Linked DNA regions of Homo sapiens: region 2 is linked to region 1. Evidence: read pairs that join two places in POLR2A ChIA-PET (ENCODE). Cell type or tissue: OCI-LY7. All regions are shown on one strand. Each heading gives the region's core, and the rest is flanking DNA. Links, peaks and the distances in the headings are about the cores only.

Region 1 (8,333 bases), core at 30-8,029:
TAGGATTTTTGTTGTTTTGTTTTTCGTTTTTTTTGAGAGGTAGTCTCACTCTGTTGCCCAGGCTGGAGTGCAGTGGTGCAATCTCACTGCAACCTCAGCCTCCCAGCAAGGGAGGCAAGCGATTCTCCTGCCTCAGCCTCTCGAGTAACTGGGATTACAGGCGTGCCATCACGCCAGACTAATTTTTGTATTTTTAGTAGAGATGGGTTTTTGCCATGTTGGCCAGGCTGGTCTCAAATTGATCCGCCCGCCTCTGCCTCCCAAAGTGCTGGGATTACAGACGTGAGCCACCCCACCGAGCCCAGGATCGGAGTTTTTAAGGACAACTTGGTGGGTGAGGGGGCAGCCAGTGAGTCAAGAGTGCTGATTGGTCAAGTAGGAGACGAAATGGAAGGGAGTTGAAGCTTTCCTCTTGCGCTGAGTCAGTTCCTGGGTGGGGGCAACAAGATCACATGAGTCAATGTATCAGTCTGGGTGGTGCCAGTTGATCCATCAAGTTCAGAGTTTGCAAAATATCTCAAGCACTGATCTGAATCTTTACAATAGTGATGTTAGCCCCAGGAGCAATTTGGGAAGGGTCAGAATCTTATCGCCTCCAGCTGCATGACTCCTAAACCATAATTTTTAATCTTTTGGCTAGTTTGTTAGTCCCACAAAGGCAGCCTAGTCTCCAGGCAAGAAAGGGGTTTGTTTTGGGAAAGGGCTGTTATCATCTTTGCTTTAAACCATAAACTAAAAACTAAGTGCCTCCCAAAGTTACTTTGGCCTATGCCCAGGAATGAACAAGGACAGATAGGAGATTAGAAGCAAGTTGGAGTTGGTTAGGTTCAGATCTCTTTCCCTGCGTCAGTTCCAATTTTGCAATGGGGTTTCACTTGAACACCACAGGGAGACCACCCTCCCACCCTCCGCATCTACAAAAGTAAAATAAAATAAAATTAGCTGGTCATGGTGGTGCACACCCGTGGTACCAACTACTTGGAAGGGTGAGGTGGAGGATCACTTGAGCCTGGAGTTCGAGGCTGCAGTGAGCCATGATTGTGCCCTGGCACTCCAGCCTGGGTAACAGAGCAAGACCCTGTCTCAAAAAGACTGACAGAAGGGCACAGTAGCTCACGGCTGTAATCCCAACACTTTGGGAGGCCGAGGCGGGCAGATCACCTGAGGTCGGGAGTTCGAGACCAGCCTGACCAATATGGAGAAACCCCGTCTCTACTAAAAATACAAAATTAGCCACGTGTGGTGGCACATGCCTGTAATCCCAGCTACACAAGAGGCTGAGGCAAGAGAATGACTTGAACCTGGGAGGCGGAGGTTGTGGTGAGCCAAGATCGCGCCATTGCACTCCAGCCTGGGCAAAAGAGCGAAGCTCCATCTCAAAAAAAAAAAAAAAAAAAAAAAGACTGACAGAACAGATTATCTTTATGATAATAAGATACAAATTATAAACAGGATCTAAGGCCATGCCAGGCAAGTGTTAAGCCATGCACTCCTACACTTAAAGAATAACCTATGTCCTAACCACCACAAGGTTTTTCTTTTTCTCTAGCAGCTAAATAAGCACTGGCCTTGAGATAAACAATGTTGAAGCAGTTGCAGCTTACAACCACCACATGCTGACCAACTGACTTTGTTCCATAAGCCATAACTACAGCTCTGATTGGACAAGAGATTGATTTCAGTAACTTTCTCCTGATAAGAAGACCACTGACCAAGGACTGGGTCTAGCCAGTTTACGTAGACTGCGTGCTTAAAAGTCCTTTTGTGTCCTGAAAAGACCTCTGATGAATAGGGCCTAACCGTAATACATTTAAATGTTGAGTCTCCACCCCAAGGTGAACATAGTTCATAAGTAACATGCATGTTTATTCAACATGCATGCACCAGGACCACCTTCATGAATATTCATAGCTCCTCCTCTAGCCTGTTAAATATGTATGTTTAGCCAACTCCTTCAGCATAAAGCTCCTACCCCAGCCCCTCCTCCTTTGAAATGCCTGTTTCCAGGTCTCTACTGGAGGCTGCGTTTCCCAGCCTCTGGGATGGCCACCTTGCAGGCTGTAACACTTTACAAGAAATAAAGTCTCCACTTCTAAATTTATAAATCTTGTGATTTTTTTTAAGTTAACAGTAATAAGCCCGTTTAACCATTCCTGAATTTATGCTAATGAGGTAACTCTTAGAGGATAGGGGTTAGTTGCCAGAGGAACCAACCCTGGATAGAATGTTCAGTCCCACACCTTGAACTCCAGGGAAGGGAGAGGATCTTAGTCACCAATGGCCACTGACTTAATTAATCATGCCTACATAATAGAACCTCCATAAAATCCCTAACCGACAAGGTTTGGAGAGGTTCTGGGTTGGTGAACACACTGAGGTGCTAGAAGGGTGGCACCTCTAGCAAGGGCCTGGAACCCTCATACAGCCCATCCATTCCTATACCTTGCCCAATGTATCTCTTTCTTTGTTTTTGTTTTTGTTTTTTTTTTTTGAGACAGTCTCACTGTGTTGCCCAGGCTGGTCTCAAACTCCTGGACTCAAGCAATCCACCTACTACCACTTCTCAAAGTGCTGGAATTACAAACGTGAGCCACTGTGCCTGGCCCCAATCCATCTCTTTCATTTGGCTCTTCCTGAATTGTATTCTTTATAATAAACGGGTAATTGCAAGTAAAGTGCTTTCCTGAGTTCCTCGAGCCATCCAGCAAATTATCAAGCCCCAGGAGGGAGTCATGGGAGCCCCTGATTTATAGCCAGTGGGTCAGAAGTACAAGTCACAACTTGGAATTTGAGACTGACTTCTGAACTGGGATAGTCTTGTGAGACTGAACCCTTAACCTGTGTGGTCTGTGCTAATTCTGGGTAGTTACTGTCATAATTGTAGTACACCCGACTGGGATCTAGAGAGCTGGAGAATTGCTTACTGTGAGGGAAAACTCCACACATTTGGTGTCAGAAGTTTCATGAGTGTACAGGAAAACAGTTTTTTTCTTCTTCTTTTTTTTTTTTTTTTGAGACAGAGTTTCACTCTTTTGCCCAGGCTGGAGTGAAGTGGTGCCACCTAGGCTTACTGCAACCTCCGCCGCCCCCCAGGTTCAAGCGAGTCTCCTGCCTCACCCTGCCTAGTAGCTGGGATTATAGGCGACTGCCACCACACCCGGCTAATTTTTTGTATTTTTTGTAGAGACGGAGGTTTCGCCACGTTGGCCAGGCTGGTCTCAAACTCCCGACCTCAGGTGATCCACCCACCTTGGCCTCCCAAAGTGCTAGTATTACAGGCGTGAGCCACTGCGCCCCGCTGGAAAACAGGTTTTTTTCTTTTACTCCCTCACCCCCAATACCAGCCTCCCTTGTGGTATAGAGTCAGTGAAAACCCCATGGGGAGCATAATGTACTCTTACGCTTTCCAGCCAGGGAGCTATCACTGGAGGCCTAGTGGGGAGCGAGTACTCCCACCCTCACCTTGTAGTAACAAGGAGCCACTCCTAGGTTGTCAACAGAGGCCAAATGAGGAACCTGGACATCTGCCCCCATCTGGCAGTAACAAGGTAGTGCTCCTCTTTCCTTGCTGGTGTTAGAGGAGGCCAGCTAAAACAGAAGTTTAAGTAAGATCCAGCTGGGTGCAGTGGCCGGGTGGGGTGAGTCACACCTGTAATCGCAGCACTTTGGGAGGCTGAGGCGCTGCAGATCACCTGAGGTCAGGAGTTCAAGACCAGCCTGGCCAACATGGTGAAACCCCATCTCTACAAAAAATACAAAAAATTAGCTGGGCATGGTGGTGTGCACCTGTAGTCGTAGCTACTCCAGAGGCTGCGGCGGGAGAATCACATGAACCCAGGAGGCAGAGGTTGCAGTGAGCCGAGATCATGCCACTGCACTCCAGCCTGGGCGACAGAGTGAGACTCTGTCTCAAAAAAAAAAAAAAAAAGAGAAAAAGAAAAAAGCCAGGTGTGGTGGTACAGGTTTGTGATCCCAGCTATTTGGGAGGCTAAGGCATGAGCATGAGGATCACTTGACCCCAGGAGGCAGAGGTTGAAGTGAGCCGAGATGGTGACACAGTGAGACTCCATCTCAATAAATAAATAAGGTTCATTGCTTAACAATGGGGAATCTTAATTAAAAATTAAAATTAGGCCGGGTGGGATGGCTCACACCTACAATCCCAGCAGTTTGGGAGGCCAAGTCGGGTGGATCACTTGAGGTCAGGTGGTCGAGACCAGCCTGGCCAACATGGTGAAACCCTATCTCTGCTAAAAATATAAAAATTAGTTGGGTGTGGTGGCATGCACCTGTAATCCCAGCTACTTGGGAGGCTGAGGCAGGATAATAGCTTGAACTCGGGAGTCAGAGGTTTAGTGAGCCGAGATCCTGCCACTGCACTCCAGCCTGGGCAACAGAGGGAGATTCCATCTCAAAATAAATAAATAAATTAATTAATTAAATTAAAAATAAATAACATCCAGAGTCTTATAACATAATACTCAGAATATTCAGGTCACCACCAAAAATCACTCATTATAACAATATATCAAATTGAATGAAAAAAGACAATAAATGTCAGCATCAAGATGAAAAAGATGTTAGAATAATATGACAAAGTTTTTACTGCAGCCAGCATAAAAAATGCTTTAATTAGCAATTATGAACACACTTGAAACAATTAAAAAATAGTCTCAGCAAAGAAATAGAAAGTCTCAGCAGAGATAAAGAAGATATAAAGAAGGGCTGGGCACAGTGACTCACACCTGTAATCCCAGCACTTTGGGAGGCCGAGGCAGGAGGATCATTTGAGGCAAGGAGTTTGAGACCAGCCGAGACAACATAGTGAGACCCGCATCTCCACAATTTTTTTTTAATTTTTAAATTCTTCTTGAGACAGAGTCTTGCTCTGTTGCCCAGGCTGGAGTGCAGTGGCATAATCTCGGCTCACTGCAGCCTCCACCTCCTGGGTTCAAGCAATTCTCCTGCCTTAGCCTCCTGAGTAACTGGAATTACAGGCATGCGCCACCAGGCCCGACTAATTTTTGTATTTTTAGTAGAGATGGGGTTTCACCATATTGGCCAGGCTGGTCTTGAACTCCTGACCTCAGGTGATCCACCCGTCTCGGCCTCCCAAAGTGCTTGGATTACAGGCGTGAGCCACTGCACCTGGCTCCATCTCTACAATTTTTAAAAAAATAGCTAAAAGAAGTTGGAATTTCTCTAAACAGAAAGGAAAGGATTTTTTTTAGAAAAAGGAATGTTGGTACATCAGGAAGCAAGAAAGAACATGGTAAGCAAAAATATGGGTAAATGCAATCGATTTTTCTTCTCCTCTTGAGTTTTCTAAATTATGTTTGATGATTGAAGTAAAAGTTATAACTCTCCAATGTAGTTCTAAATGTATGTAGAGGGCATAGTAAAGACAATTATTGCTCAAGTCCTTGCTCATAAAGAAAAAAGAAAAGGGCTGTGTGCGGTGACTCATGCCTGTAACCCCAGCACTTTGGGAGGCCGAGGCGGGTGGATCACCTGAGGTCGAGAGTTCGAGACCAGACTGACCAACGTGGAGAAACCCCGTCTCTACTAAAAATACAAAATTAGCCAGTTGTGGTGGCGCATGCCTGTAATCCCAGCTACTTGGGAGGCTGAGGCAGGAGAATTGCTTGAACCCAGGAGGCGGAGGTTGTGGTGAGCCGAGATTGCACCATTGCACTTCAGCCTGGGCAACAAGAGCGAAACTCCATCTCAAAAATAAATAAATAAATAAATAAATAAATAAGACAATTATAAGCAGAGAAGAATAAAAGAACATAAATATCAGCAAAAACTGAGGACTGAAAGACAACATATCACGTATCTTATTATCAAGTGCCCATGGAACATATACCAAAATAGACCATACCCTGGGCTATAAAACAAACCTCAATAAATATATAAAGAATTGAAGCGGGGCTGGGCACGGTGGCTCACACCTGTAATCTCAGCACTTTGGGAGGCTGAGGCGGGTGGATTTCCTGAGGTCAGGAATTCAAGACCAGCCTGGCCAATATAGTGAATCCCAGTCTCTACTAAAAATACAAGAAATTCGCTGGGCGTGGTGGCAGCTGCCTGCCTGTAATCCCAGCTACTAGGGAGGCTGAGGCAGGAGAATTGCTTGAACCCAGGAGGCGGATGTTGCAGTAAGCCGAGATCACACCATTGCACTCCAGCCTGGGCAACAAGAGCGAAAATCCATCTCAAAAAAAGTGAAACTCCATCTCAAAAAAAAAAAAAAAAAAGAAATGATACAGAGTATGTTCTCCAGCTACAATGGACTCAAAGTAGAAATCAATAACAGAAAGGTAGCAGGGAAGTCTCTAAACACTTGGAAAATAAACAACATGCTTCTGAATAATCCATGGGCCAAAAAGTAAGTCTCAGGGAAATGAAAATACATTGAAATAAATGAAAATGGAAATACAGGCCAGGTGCGGTGGCTCATGCCTATAATCCCAGAACTTTGGGAGGCCAAGGCGGGAGGATCTGTTGAGCCCAGGAGTTCAAGACCAGCCTGGGCAACATAGTGAGACCCCATCTCTTTAAAAAAAAAAAAAAAGCCAGGCTTGGTGGTGCTTGCCTATAGTCCCAGCTACTCAGGAGGCTGAGGCAGGAGGGTTACTTCAGCCCTGGGGTGACAGGTGGCAGCCAGCCATGATCACGTCGCTGAACTCCAGCCTGGGCAACAGGTCAAGACCTTGTCTCAAAAAATAGAAAAAGAAAAAAAAAGAAAAAGATGAAAATACAACATATCAGGCTGAGGCAGGAGGATTGCTTGAAGCTAGGAGTTTGAGACCAACCTGGGTGACAAGGTGAGACCCTACCTCTATGAAAAAAAAAAAGAAAATACAGTATATCATAATTATAAGGACACAGCTAACGTACTGCTTAGAGAGAAATTTATAGCACTAAATGCGCACATTAGAAGAGGAAAACTCACAAACTAATATTCTAAACTCCCATCTCAAGAACCTACTTTAAAAAGAGCAAAATAAATCCAAAGCAATAAAAGGAAAGAAATAATAAGAGTAGAAATCAATAAAATCGAGACGAGAAAAACAATAGAGAAAATCAATGAGACAAAGAGCTTGTTCTTTGAAAATATCAGTTAAAGCAACAACTGCTATCACGACTAAAAAGAAAAAAAGAAAGAAGACATAAATTACCAATAACAGAAGTGAAACATGAGATATCACTATAGACCCTGCAGATATCAAAATAATAACAGAATGCTACAAACAACTGTATACACATACACTTGACAATGCACGTGAAAAGACCAATTTCTCAAAAGCGCAAAGTACCCCAACTCGCCCAATATAAAATAGATAATTTTAGCAGCCTATTATTATTATTAATTTTTTTCTTTTTTTCAGACACAGTCTCACTCTGTCACCCAGGCTGGAGTGCAGTGACGCAATCTCGGCTCACTGCAACCTTCGCCTCCTGAGTTTAAGCGATTCTCGTGCCTCACCCTCCCAAATAGCTGGGATTACAGTCACCTGTCACCACACCCGGCTAATTTTTGTATTTTTAGTAGAGACGGGGTTTTGTCATATTAGCCAGGCTGGTCTCAAATTCTTGACATCATGTGATCCTCCTGCCTCCGCCTCCCAAATTGCTGGGATTACAGGCATTACAGGTGTGAGCCACTGCGCCCAACCTAGTAGCCTGTAATCATTAAGGAAATTGAATTTATAATTTTAAAACTGCCAAAAAAGAAATCTCATGACCCAGATGGTTATAGGATGCACCTTTATGTTCCAGGAGATTGCTACCCAACATTTTAATAGTTTCAGGATATATAAGAGGAGGGAATACTTCTCAGTTATTTTGTGAAGTTGATACTAAAACCAGATAATTCAGTACAAATAAGTGCACACACACACAAAGAATATAAAACTACAGACCTATATTTCTTTTCTTTTCTTTTTGTTTTTTTTTGAGACAGAGTCTCACTCTGTTGCACAGAATGGAGTGCAGTGGTGGGATCTCAGCTCACTACAAGCTCCGCCTCCCGGGTTCAAGCGATTCTCCTGCCTCAGCCTCCCGAGTAGCTGGTACTACAGGCGTGCGTCACCACGCTTAGCTAATTTTTGTATTTTTAGTAGAGATGGGGTTTCGCTATGTTGGCCAGGCTGGTCTCAAACTCCTGACCCTCATGATCTGCCTGCCTCGGCTTCCCAAAGTGCTGGGATTACAGGCTTGAGCCACCCTGCCCAGCTGGACCTGTATTTCTTTTTTCTTGTTTTTTTGAGACAGAGTCTCCCTCTGTTGCGATCCTGCTCACTGCAACCTCCACCTCCCAGGTTCAA
Region 2 (8,333 bases), core at 78-8,077, 140 kb before region 1:
AATTGCCTAAATGTTTTTCAGAGTGGAGTACCGTCATCCTAGCAACTGCTAGCACCTGAGCAGTTCTTGAGACCATCATTGCTTCTTATTTCACATCCTGCCCAACCCTTCCAGATCCTTCTACCCACTGGTAACTGGGATCTGCTGGACCTCACGGAGCATATTATTGAATGGGCACCAGGGAACCTCGATGTTAAAGTGCCCTTAGAATTTTTTTTTCTTTGAGACAGGGTCTTGCTCTGTTGCCCAGGCTGGAGTGCAGTGGCACAATCATAGCTCACTGCAGCCTCAAATCCCTGGGCTCAAGCCATCCTCCCACTTCAGCCTCCTAAGTAGCTGGAACTACAGGTGTACACCACCATGCTTGGCCAACTTAAAAAATATTTTTTTTAGAGGCAGAGTCTCGTTATGTTGCCCAGGCTGGCCTTGTACTGCTGTGCTCAAGTGATCCTCCCACGTTGGCCTCCCAAAGTGCTGGGATTACAGGCGGGAGCCACCACACCAGGCTGGAAAATCTCTGATGGGGCTGCTTCTGCTCTGGGAGCTGCCTGCTGAAAGAGAAAGGCCGGGTTTCACTCAGTCAACTTGCCTTCCTTTCTTTGAGTTTGGCACAGGGAAATACCAGCTCCTCAGAACTGGAGATGCATGGACTTTGCAGTTTTTAAGGAGAATGACTTATTCTCAGAGATGAGTTATCTACTTCAGTAACCATCTTGAGCATTCCCTGGAAGCACCAAAGCCTTACAATTACCCGTGTAATTTCTTGGCGTGTTTGGTGAAGCCTGAGTCATCCCAGGAAATATCCTGGGTGTTTATTCTCAAATGCTGAGATTTCATCCTCAAGTTTTGAGCTGCTCCTTCAGGAAAGCTTCCAGTTTTGTAGTTCTCAGTATAAAACCGCAACCTGTAACTGCCCAGGAAGCCCCCAGGGCTAAGCGGGGAGATGGCCAGACTCCAAGCAGATCCCCTAAGACCCCTGCAGAGCTGAGCTGGGGCAGTGTGGGGTAGGAGGAGTTGGGTTCTGTTTGAGCCAAAGAGAGTTAACTGCCAAAATCCTCAGCAAGGTTTCCTTCTGAGAAAAAATAAAGAAGCCTGATTGGAAAGAAAGAGGATTTGTAAACAGCTAAGATCTGCGGTTGCATCCTGCTACACTGAGAACATCCTAACATTTCAGACACAAGATCGGGGCTCTCTGCTGCCATTTGAACTGGCTTGGGATAAAATAAAGGTTGTGCTTTCATATTATGAGTCATATGGCTCTGCGAGCTGGAGCAGAGTCAGTTACCCTCGTGAAGACCCATGTTCCATCCCTGAATTACTCAGGACAGCTAGCTCTCCAGGACTGGGACTTCTCATCTGGCCAAGCTCCTCCCAAAATTTAACACTCACCTTCCCTCTTTCTTCCCTTCCTTTCTCTTCCCTTCACTTGCCTTCTTCAGTCTCAAAAGGACATTAAGTGATTCCGGATCTGGATTTCAAAACGCTCTTAAACAACCAGAATCCAAGAGATAAATGGAACTTTAGAGGCCATCTAATTTAACCTCTTTGTTAATTCTGAAATCTTCAAGGGTCTAGCCTCTGACAAACACCTTCATGATAGGAAGACCATGATGATACAAAGCAATTCATTCTCTTTGGATGACTCTATTATTGTAGAACTGATTTTCATATTGACTTTCTTATACTAAAGTCAGCCTCTCTGAAACTCATTTGTATTAACTCTTACTTTACAGGTCAGGCACGGTGGCTCACGCCTGCAATCCCAGTACTTTGGGAGGCCAAGGTGGGCAGATCACAAGGTCAGGAGTTCAAGACCAGCCTGGCCAACACGGTGAAACCCTGTCTCTACTAAAAAAAAAAAAAAAAAAAAAAACACAAAAATTAGCCAGGTGTGGTGGTACGTGCCTATAGTCCCAGCTATTCAGGAGGCTGAGGCAGGAGAATCACTTGAACCCAGGAGGCAGAGGTTGCAGTGAGCCGAGATTGTGCCACTGCGCTCCAGCCTGGGCCACAGAGCAAGACTCCGTCTCAAACAAAAGAAAACAAAACAACTCTTACTTTACCTCCTGGGGCAACCTAGCATAGGGCTACTCCTTCTCTATAGCAATCTTTCAGATGTTTGAAGAAAATTGCTATGAGGCAAGGTGATGTTGTGACTAAAGCATACAGTTTGGGTCTTGGGTGAGTCTCAGCTCCGCCCCTATTGATTGCGTGTGAATTTGAAAAAGTCCCATAACCTCATTTGCAAGTAGAGATACTACCCCCCATTGCAGGCAGTGTATCTATACTTCTGCAATGAGTGATCTCATATTGGTCTCTTGAACTTGGTACTGTAGGATATTTATACCATGGAAATTGGCAAATGCTACCAATGAGGGCTTTTTGTTTGTTTGTTGTTTTACCAGCACACCACTAACCATATCTCAGTTTAGTGGTAAGGATAAAATTAAGTTAGTGCAAGTAAATGTCCTTTGTGAACTATAAAGACCATAGAAATTATAGATACTAGTTTTTTGATAGACTGCCACAAAGTGGTCCTCAATCAGTCACACTCCTGAATTTGTACTTTTGTGTAGTCACTTTCTACATTCTTACTTTGGCTGCTCTTGTGAGTTTCTCAGTCCAGTGGAAAGCAACAGAAATTCTGAGCCCGGGCTTTTAGAGCCCTGTAGCAGCCACTTTCACTGTCTTGCTGCCTTGAGAAGTCATGAAGTCTAGGCTAGCCTCCCTGAGTATGAGAGGCTCTGTGGAGAAGAATGGTGAAAGAACATGAGAAGGGATGTGCCCATTCCAGCTGAGGCCATAGATGTGTGAGTGAAGCCATCAGGGCTCCTCCAACCCCAGTTGACTTACCAGCTGGCCCCAGATCTATCAAGGAGCCCAGCCAACACCATGACACCACATGGCACAGAGGAAAGCTCCCTGGCCCAGACTGCAGAACTGTGAACAAATGAACGGTTATTGTTGGTTTAAGAAACCAGGTTTTAGGCATAGTTTGTACATAATGATCAACGCGTATTACAGTTATTATCAGGCCCCTCCAAGTCTTCTCTTGTCCAGCTTAAACTTTCCCAGATCCCTGGATGGCATCTCGGTCTTCCTCTGGATGGGCTCCATTAACCAGTCCTGGGATAAACATGATGCTTGCTCCCAGAGCTCTGACCATACAGAGCTTGAGGGAATTCTGCCCTGTGCTCTGGATCCTAGATGAACACTTCAGTTGGAGGGCGAGCCACAGCTCTTGGCACAACAGCTCACTCTGTGAGCTCATTCTGAGCCTTTGCAGACAACTCAAACCCCCAGGCTGTGAAACTAGACCCTCCCATCCTGATATATTTTAAAATTCCCAAGTACAAGGTTTATAGTCATCACCACTAAACTTACCTTTTCATTTTAACTTATTATTTCAGTTTTTGAAAATCTGGACTCTGATTTGATTTTAAATTTTGCAACAACTATAGCATTTCCTTACATACACACATTCACTCCCACCCCCACACCCAAACTCACATCTGTCTAGACTCATGCACATCCAAATACACACAAACATCTATGCACATAAAAGGCAGAAACTCATTTCAGTTTTCATAGCAGCTATGGTGTCTTCTTAATAGTCATGGATCTTCGCAGTCAGCCTCCTGATTTCTTTCTCAGCCTCGTCTCCTCATCACTTCCAGTTTCGGTAGAAGAAACCACAACTCTAGTGACTTAACCAATTAGGGCTTATTTTTCTTAGACAAAAAGAAGCCCAGAGGTAGGGAGTCCAGGACCAGAATAGGGGTCCTGTGATGCCATTAGAGATCAGGTTTCTTCAGTTCTTCTATTCTGCCATGTTTTTCATTATTCTCATGATTTCAGGATGGCTGCTCTACCCTTAAATGTGGCATATGTGATCCAGACAAGAATGAGACAGAAAGGAAAAAGGGAAAAAGAAAAAAGGCAAGTGCTACTGAGTCTGTTCCCTTTTATACAGAAATTAACAGCCTTCCTGGAGCCCCTGCCCAGGAAACTTCTAGTTACATTCATTGTCCAGAACTGGGTCATGCAGTGACCCTGGCTGTGAGGGAATCTGGGGATATGAATATTTGTAACTGGGCACATTGCCACCCTGAGAAAAAATAACTGAGGTTGTGTTAATAAGAAAAAAATGGAGAAAGATAAAAAAAGAAAAGAAATGGAGAATGAATAATGAGTAGAGAACTAGCAGAGTTTGCCACATTCTCCCACACATACTATAAATCTGTATACCCAGATACATGCCAAATTTATTAAAAAAAGGTTATAGAAAATAAGGCAATGTGGTAGGTTGCAAAAAAAAAATAGTCAAAAATTCTCCCATTCCTGTACAAACAACTCTTTTCCATGTGACTTTGACATTCTTCTCATCAAGAGTCTATTTTTCCACTCTTTGATTCTGGGAAAAGCAACTTGTGACTGGCATTGACCAGTAGAATGTAACAAAAGTGATTCTATGTGACTTTCTAGCTCAAGAGGCCTTTCAACTTCCATTCTTGCCCTCTTAGAACTTGGTACTACATGTAAAGAATCCCAGAATAGCCTCTTTGAGGATGAGAGACCATACATAGAGAGAAACCCAGCCAACAGCCAGTACCAACCCCCAGACATGTGAGTGAGGTCATCTTAAAAGATCCAGCCCCATTCAAGCCTCTAGATGACAGTGGCTGCAGAAGTAACTTTAGAAAACCACCCTGCTGAGCCCAGCCCAAATGGCTGCCCCACAGAATCATGAGCAAATAAAATGGCCATTTCTTTAGATATTAAGCTGTGGCATGAATAATGACATAATTTATTTGTAGAGTACAAACAAAGTGGGTAATATTTGTGGTGGTGTTGGATCCTGGATTGACCCAGGTCTGGTTTTCAAACTTTGTTCATAGGAGCCCTGCGTGCAGGGCAACAGGAAAGCCAAACTAACAGCTCCCTAAGTCCCCTGCCCTCACCCATCCAGGGCACCTTGCCTCTATCCATTTTGCAGAATTGGGTCCTGCGTAAGATCTTATTTTTAAAAAAAGGTTGAATAGCCTCTCAACTGGATCACCTCTAAGTTTCCTTTAACTGTAAAGCTCAATGATCAGTCACAGAATTTTACTTGTTTTGGTAGTTGCATTCTCCCTGCCTCTCTTTCTGCTCCTTTTCCTTTGTATTTCATCTCATTCACCCACATCACAGTTCATCATGAAAGCACCTGGTGTTCTTCCATCACTTGCCCTGATTCCCCTCAGCCACCACCCACCCATCCACCCACATACTCAGCACCTGGCCTTATCCCTGCCCTTTGCAACCCTCCTTAACAGGGAGCAGGGCTTATGTTTCATCCTAGAAAGCCAAGGCTAAACTAGGAGAGGTGGCAGGGCCTGTGTAATTCTCAGAGGTACAGACTAGATGTTGTCATAAGTGAGAGCAGAGGGCTGGGAATGACACCTGCCCATGAGAGCCAGGAAGAAAGTTAAGTCTTTAATGGCTGACCTTTTCTAGAGCATTCTTTGTGCCGAGAGCCATGCTAGATGGTTACTTATCTCCCCAAATCCTAACAATCCCAGAAGATAACGCTTATCCTCTCACTTTACAGATGTAGAAACTGAGCCGGAATATCCAAAACAGGTCAAATTCTAGGACTGGTTATTAAATTTCAGGCACGTGCAGGCTCTCCACAACACCTGTACAGGTCATGCTCTGTGTAAGTTCAGTGGTTGCTTTCCTGGAGTTATGTGGTACAAACCTGCACAACCATACAATGGGGTACAAGCATAGTCCCTGGAGCCAGGCTGGCTGGCTTCAAATGTCAACTCCATTAATTAATAGCTTTGTGGCCTTGGGATAGCCACTTAACATCTCTGGGGCTCACTTTCTTTATTTGCAATGGAGGCAATAATGACACCTAACTCATAGGCTCTTTAAAATATGGTTTAAATAAGTTAATATTCGTGACCTGCTTAGAACAGTGACTAGCTACATAAGTGTTTGATTTGAAAAGAAAATAGCCTTCAGCTCTATAGCATATGACCCAAGTGAGGCCAGCATCCTTTCCTGGGATTGATTTTCAGAACTGGAGACAGGAAGCTCTTTTTTCTACTGGGATTTCTAAATTGGGACTTCTGGTGGCCATGATCCTCACCACGTGGCAAAGGCGTCTCTGCCGAAAGAGAATGAGGCCAACATCCAAAGACAGAGACAGGCAGGAAGGAGAGCTGGAGACAGAATCCTGGCAGAGTTCACTGGTCATTTTCTGTGATTCCTGCAGTCCCTCCTTCCATTCTGTGACTGCCCAGGAATCCTTCCCAGCACCGGGAGCCTGTCAGCCTCTCTTTTTATTTTTGTTTAAATTGGATGGGTTTATCTTCCATCCCTTGTGATTGAAACAATCCAGGCTAATCAAGGCGCTTTAGATCAGGGGTTGCAAAATCAAATACCTTCAGGAGTCAGGGAAGTCCTGTGTGGGAAATCACGTTTGATGGCAATGAGTATACAGAGAAACGTTTTTCCACTATAAGAATAAACAGCAGTGCACGTGCAAGGTCAGGATCACCTGGCCTCTTATGAGGGCTGTCACAGGGAGCGGTGGAAAGTGCAAACTTGTGAGTCATTCACTCTATTTAAAAGGCCCAGTCTATTTGGCCACGAGGGCCTGGGGTACCAATACCTACTGTTTCTCCAAAAGAAGCCATGAATCTGCGACTCCCAGCTTATAAATGTTGAATCAACCTTTGCTCAATATTGTGCAACACATCTGCAAATTGAATGTGTCCCCAGGGTTGCAGGTTATCACAGAAGCTGGTCCAGTTCCAGGATTTCCCATAAGGAGGAATAACCTAAGAGTCTAAACAGAACCAGAGTCCTGGGACTGCAGGTCTTGGATTCCGTCTCTGATGGAGGCTTTCTAGATTTCCCTGCTCCACTCCCACATCAAAGCTGGCCCCTTTGTAAAGGGATTCCTCGTCATGGCTAGTGGACCAGTCCCCTCCTCACCAGCGCCCTCAGCTCCTCAATGTGCCTTCTTATCCTCAGGCTGTATTTCTCTGTGTGTGTTGTGGGGATAGTGGTGGTGTTTATGGTGCTAATAGAAGAGGCCTGCCAGCCAAAAATGAACCCACAGCAATTTGATGCTCCAGTTCTGCTTGGGATTTTATAGCTCATGTAGCTGGAACTTGGGTACCCAAGACCTGCTGACCTGCTGCAGGAATGCTAATGGCGAATCAGGCAAAGTGACAGAGAGGAAGGCTTTTCTGGAAGTCTCTGAGGGCAGACCTGGGGGCAGCCATAAAAGACCTATCCTGTCTTGCTGAATCTTTAGCTCTGCTCTACAGAAGCACTGCTGCTTAAAATAAGACAGAGTGAGGGCCAACACCGACTTTAATGGGGGAGCAGCAAGTCAGCATTTGGGGCTCACTTTGGAAGGCTCTTTTCTTGTGCTCTTCTTTCAAAAATAAGGAGGAGAAGCCCCTTGTGATGGTCCAGCTTTTGTCGATGCTGAAGGAAACAGCCAAGATGGAATTCTCTGAGAAAGACTCCAAGGGTTTGGAGGCAGGGGTTGTTTCTATGTGAAAATGAAAAGAGATCCTGAGACTCCTTGCAGAAAGAAATGAGGGGAGAGTGAAGCCAAAGGGAAAAGCTGTCAATTCCCCTCCCCCTCAATTTGGAGACCATGAAGAGAGAAAGCAGCCATGGCTCTGCCCAAGGCAGACACATTTCTGCTTCATTCACCTGGTGACTCGGGGGGGTGTGGGCCAGGACCTGAGCGATGTCAAATATTCCTCAGCGGTCTCACCAAGACCATCCTCCTCTCATTTATTAAGCTAAAGAGTTGCTGGGGTTCCCGAGGAGGTTTTCAAATGCTGAGACCAGAAGAGAGAGCCCAGGGCTACATATGGAACTCCCTGAGGTTTTGCCCTAACTGAGAATCAATGAGGACATCAGCGCCCAGGCAGCAGGCTATCCCTCTGCCCCTCTTCTCATTGTGAGCTGTCTTAATCCATCACATAGAGCCTGGTATCAGTAGGGGTTCAAAGAATGCTGCTGAATTGAATTGGAATAAGACACACAGGAGGCTGGGCGTGGTGGCTCACGCCTGTTATCCCAGCAATTGGGAGGCTGAGGCAGGCGGATCACAAGGTCAGGAGATCGAGACCATCCTGGCTAACACAGTGAAAGCCTGTCTCTACTACAAATACAAAAAAAAATTAGCCGGGCATGGTGGCGGGCGCCTGTAGTTCCAGCTACTCGGGAGGCTGAGGCAGGAGAATGGCATGAACCCGGGAGTCGGAGCTTACAGCAGTGAGCTGAGATCGTGCCACTGCACTCTAGCCTGGGCGACA

The links. ChIA-PET counts read pairs that join two places held together with the same protein. Peaks named below come from ENCODE experiments on the same cell type or tissue, not always from the same donor. Only the 100,000 strongest peaks of a DNase experiment are listed, where the experiment ranks them.
Region 2: POLR2A ChIA-PET joins it to region 1 with 5 read pairs; 16 of 35 experiments call an interaction of 5 or more read pairs at or near these places.

Annotation. Positions count from the first base shown.
Region 1 is chr14:49,875,104-49,883,436 of GRCh38, reverse strand. No RefSeq gene overlaps it. Among named protein-coding and RNA genes, the nearest start is that of ARF6, 14 kb to the left of the region's middle. RefSeq lists an enhancer at 163-746 and a silencer at 3,408-3,467. In OCI-LY7, for the core only: CTCF peaks have their summits at 3,122, 3,324 and 3,526 (motif pointing left); DNase peaks (open chromatin) are centred at 3,076 and 3,546; H3K4me3 peaks cover 292 bases; H3K27ac peaks cover 1,159 bases.
Region 2 is chr14:50,016,750-50,025,082 of GRCh38, reverse strand. The region is part of intron 6 of LINC01599 (long intergenic non-protein coding RNA 1599); the gene reads left to right. Among named protein-coding and RNA genes, the nearest start is that of LINC01588, 13 kb to the right of the region's middle. RefSeq lists a silencer at 3,655-3,714. In OCI-LY7, for the core only: no CTCF peak of the experiment used is centred there; no DNase peak of the experiment used is centred there.